Regions from separate parts of the Homo sapiens genome. Here region 1 is linked to region 2. The links are chromatin loops, found by intact Hi-C in ENCODE. Cell type or tissue: PC-9. All regions are shown on one strand.

Region 1 (2,500 bases), 76 kb after region 2:
CTGGCTGCGCATCAATTGCCTGGCACATAGATGACAGCCATTAAATGCTTTTCGAATTAATGAAAAAAATCTATCAGTCTATATTTGTGTATTTCGTAGCTCCAGGGGACAATCAAAAGAAAATAAAATCCCCCAGCTGAAATAACTACATTGGTTTATGGCCTATTTATTCATTTATCTGCCCTTGTGGAAGCTAAGAAGTTCCTATTTTTAGCACCTCCCATGCTCAGACATGGGTTATTTTTTGTCTTCAAACTCTCCTAAAGAGTTGACATGTTGGCTGGGCACAGTGGCTCATGCCTGTAATCCCAGCACTTTGGGAGGTCGAGGCAGGCGGATCACCTGAGGTTGGGGGTTCAAGACCATCCTGACCAACATGGAGAAACCCCGTCTCTGCTAAAAAGACAAAATTAGCCAGGCGTGGTGGCGCATGCCTGTAATCTCAGCTACTTGGGAGGCTGAGGCAGGAAAATTGCTTGAATTCAGGAGGCAGAGGTTGCGTGAGCCGAGATCGTGCCATTGCACTCCAGCCTGGACAACAAGAGAAACTCCGTCTCAGAAAAAAAAAAGAGTTGACATGTCCCAGCCTATTACCGCAAAGCCGTGCCGTGCATTTAGTGAGAGGAGACAGTAGGGACAGGAGCTCAGGCAAGAGGCCTCCTCTCCCACAGTGCCCAGGAAATAGTCACAAGGTGAGACGCCCGAAGCAGCTGCCAGCCGAGTCCCAGCCTGGCGTCCTGTGCTCTCCCTCGGGTTTCCAGGGAAGCAGGTGTGGCAGCCCCACCTCTGCCCACCCTGTTCTCACTCCACTTCCAGAGAGGAGGGTGCGGGTGTGAACTCTGCAGCCCGTGTTTGCAACTCTGCCAAGTAGGCGTGACCAAATGGCAATTTAAAAGCCACTCACCTAAAGATGTGGGGTGTCTGAGCCAAGCCTGAGCGCCCATTCTAATCCTGTAGAAATATTTGAAAGAGAATAGTCATCACATCTGGGGGGCTGGGCTCAAGATTTTTCTAGCACTGACTCACTCACAGAACTTGGGCAAGTCTTTACATTCTCCAGGTCTCAATTTCTGCATGGAAGCATGGAGACAGTCATTGTAGACCAGTGTCACTTTCCCTTATATGCTGGGGACTTGAAAGAACTATTACACACTCCAAAGTGACTAATTTATAGCTTAATCACTTGTAACATCTTTCTAACCTACTCACACACGTTACCATAATTATAGCAGCCACCTCAAAAACAAGGACACCAGGATAATCATGAAAACACTAAAAACAGAGTGCTAAAATATAGCTGATTTCGAAGGCATTAATCTTCCTAATCCTTCTGTGTGGACAAGAGGCTGCAAATATTGGTGAAAACATCATCCTCATCATCATCACATATCTTTACAACACCCTATATATTCTTTCCAAAATTGGCCATGCCATTTTGCCATCTTTTCCCGCTCCTGAGATAAGTAGAAAACTATTCTTATTTTCTCCAATTAGCACTTCTTTTAGGCATTGGAAACCTAGCAAGATTTGGGGAGGAAGATTTACTGGCTTGAAGAGTGTTTCCCACCCCAAAATTCATGTCCACCCAGAACCTCAGAATGTGGCCCTATTTGGAAACAGGGCTGTTGCAGATGTCATTAAGATGAGATCATACCACAGTAGGGTGAGCTCTAAATCCAACGACTGCTGCCCTTTACGAGAGGAGAGGATGCACAGTCGTACGCACAGAGAAGACCATGTGAAGAGGGAGGCAGAGATTGGAGTAATGCACCCACACGCCAAGGAATGCCAGGGATTGTCAGCATCACCAGAAGCTGGCAGAAGCAGGAAGGACCCCCACCCCCAGCCAGAGCCTTAGAAGGAAGTGTGGCCCTGCCAATCAAGTCCGGGAAGCTAGAAGTCCAAAAATTTCTAGCCTCCAGGACTGTGAGAGAATAAATCTCTGTTGCGGAAGCCCCTGAGTTTGTGATACTTTGTCGGGGCAGCCCCAGGAAGCTAATACAGAAAGGGTACTGGGAAACTGGGAGCCAGAGGCTCAGAAGGGAGCTCACAGAGGCTGCAGGAACTCAGCTACCACTCAAGTATCTGGAGAGGGCTCAAGGTTTCTCTGGTTGCACCTTGATCCATCCCAGTAGACACACAGTGCAGGGCCCACCACGTGCAGTCATGAAGCCGGGAGGACCCCGGGTCTCTGTCCACTCCCATCTGACCAGCCAGAACCCACCATCTCTGGCTCTACCCATGGAAGGAGGGCACCACCTGACCAAAGCAGAGGGAATGCGGGATGAGAAGGGGCAGCAACGAGTGTGCCTGATGTGCTCGCTGCTGATTAAAGCTTCCTTCAACAGAGAGTTTTATCCTGGAGGATTTTGAATAGTTTTTTTTCTTTTTTTAGACAGAATCTCACTCTGTCACCAAGGCTGGAGTGCAGTAGTGTGATCTTTGCTCACTGCAACCTCTGCCTCCCGGGCTCAAGTGATTCTCCTGTCTCAGCCTCCCA
Region 2 (2,500 bases):
AGGAAGGGAGAGTAGCCTGGAGTTCTGCTCATAGCCTTGCAGAGGGGCAAGGCTGAGGACTGAATTCTCTAGGACAGAGACTGTTCCCTGTTGTATGCTAAAGCAGCACGTGGCTTGAGTGCCTGGGAAACATTTCTGATGACTAAGTGAAGGAGGGATGGCTGAGCCAGCCCAGCTCTCCTGTGACCCTAAACCTAAAGCAACCTACTCCACCTACCTAACCCAGAAGCGACATGCTTAGCAGTGCCAAAGCTCAGCTCAACCCTGGCACAAAGTGTGTGGGAACAAAATCCACGCTCCTAAGACGTGGACTGCAATGGAGCTGGAGCTGATGGTTACTAATTTTCTTCCTTTTCTTTCTTTCTTTTTTTTTTTCTTTTTCTTTGAGACAAGGTCTTACTCTATCACCCAGAATGGGATGCAGTGGCAAATCATAACTCACTGCAGCCTCCAACTCCTGGACTCAAGCAATCCTCCCACCTCAGCCTCCCAAGTAGCTGGGACCACAGGCATGCATCACCATGCCCGGCTAATTTTTTATTTTTTGTAGAGATAGGGTCTCCCTATGCTATATTGCCCAGGCTGGTTTTGAACTCCTGGGCTCAAGCCATCCTCCTGCTGTGTCCTCCCACAGTGCTGGGATTACAGGTGCAAGCCACTGCACCTGGCCCATTACTACTTTTCACTAGCACACTTTTTTTTGCACTTGAGTACGACTGCCTCTGTTTCCATGGCTGTATATGTATATAGGGTTTAGACTCTCTCAGACAATTCACCAGAACATTTTGGTATTTCATTTTTAGAACCAAAAATACCCCAAGTTTATAATGATAAAAATTCCCAAGTTCTATTCTCTCTCCTAATCTGGAGTTATTCAGTCAACTGGCTTACTGAGCACGGCAGATGCACACTCCACTTCTCAATATGCACACTTTGTCATGGTTTTCCTCCTCAGAAGCCCCCACCGGTGACTCATGCCCACATTCCCTGTGTCAGCAGCCGGCTCCCAGGCCCCGCAGCAGACCTGCCAGGATGCCTCGGGGCTTGTGGCTTCTGGTCTCTTTGTTGGCATAGACTTCCCCTCCCATCCCTTGTAAACATTTTCCTCAATAGTATTTACTCAGTTTGATGTATTACTTACATATGTAGTCCAGATATCCACTGCAGGCATTGGGAGGGAGAGAAGAGGATCCCGGTGTCATCCTGCTTGCAGTTATTCATAATGTTGAGATTCCTGTGTGTGCAACCTGTTCACAGGATGTGCAGCTACCGAGCACTCAAACTGGAAGGGCGGGAAGGTGTTGCTGAAGAGGTGGGATGTCACCGAAAAGAACAGGACCTCAATAAAACTCTCAAGTTTAGGTGGTGGAGCAGAAAGTATAGTCTGTTGAGGGGAATAGACCAGACACACATACACGCATGCCTCAGAGGACAGAGCAGCACAGCCGGTTTTGACTTCATATAAGAATTCTCTCTCTCTCTCTCTTTATTTATTTATTTATTTATTTATTTGGTTTTTGTTGTTGTTGTTGTTGTTTTTGAGACAGAATTTTGCTCTTATTGACCAGGCTGGAGTGCAGTGGCGCAATCTCAGCTCACTGCAACCTCCGCCTCCCAGGTTCAAGCGATTCTTCTGCCTCAGCCTCTCAAGTATCTGGGATTACAGGTGCCCGCCACCTACCCCAGTTAATTTTTGTATTTTTAGTAGAGACGGGGTTTCACCATGTTGGCCAGACTGGTCTCGAACTCCTGACCTCAGGTGATCCGCCCACCTCAGCCTCCAAAAGTGCTGAGATTACAGGTGTGAGCCACTGAGCCCAGCCTCTTTTTCTCTCTTACATATGATTTTTCACTGCACCTCAACTCAATCTCTACTGTCTGTCTTTGAGTTCCAGATTCTGGGGCCCAATTTGCCCTTCCCCAGGTTGTCAGAAGAATGGAACCAAATCTCACCTCTCCCTTAGTTTCAGATCATCCACCCTTTGAAGAAGGTGTCTGAACTCCATCAGTGTATTTTTTAAGTCTTTTTTTCCTAAGCCCTAATGATATCTACAACTGAATGCCCTTCCTTTTCCCCACTCCAGCACTCTAGGGACCCTTGCTTTGGGCCCTCTATTGGGGCCGCTTCCTCACTTCCCTCACACTGTCTCCAACACCTGGCAGCTCCTTTCCACTGCTTCTTCCTCTTGCACCTTCCCACCGTCCCCAGCCTCTCGTCCTATCCAGTCCACCCCACACTGATGCGGTTCTCAGACTTCCCAGATATCACTGCACAATCAGAGGGCCGCAGGGGGACCACCGTCCATTACACATACGTCCACCCCATGAACTGAGATCACTCTCACCAGCGTAAAATCTGCTTTTATTGGCACAATATGAAATCACAACAAGTGCCCCCCACCCTCCACCCAGCACACCTGCATGCACACACACACACACACACACACTCATACACATGCATATACATACACAAGCTCTCCAGTGAAGATGAGTGTGTCTC

Evidence for each region. A loop is a pair of places that touch in the nucleus more often than their neighbours do. Peaks named below come from ENCODE experiments on the same cell type or tissue, not always from the same donor. Only the 100,000 strongest peaks of a DNase experiment are listed, where the experiment ranks them.
Region 1: it touches region 2 in a loop (2.8-fold over the local background); 15 of 110 quality-filtered maps call a loop at or near these places.

The regions. Positions count from the first base shown.
Region 1 is chr5:10,477,822-10,480,321 of GRCh38, reverse strand. It overlaps MIR6131 (microRNA 6131), which reads right to left and starts at 2,285; the gene lies at 2,177-2,285. It also overlaps a transcript of ROPN1L not described here. In PC-9, no CTCF peak of the experiment used is centred here; a DNase peak (open chromatin) is centred at 1,011; H3K4me3 peaks cover 804 bases; H3K27ac peaks cover 1,984 bases.
Region 2 is chr5:10,554,074-10,556,573 of GRCh38, reverse strand. No RefSeq gene overlaps it. Among named protein-coding and RNA genes, the nearest start is that of ANKRD33B, 8.7 kb to the left of the region's middle. In PC-9, no CTCF peak of the experiment used is centred here; DNase peaks (open chromatin) are centred at 143 and 1,063; H3K4me3 peaks cover 684 bases; H3K27ac peaks cover 2,059 bases.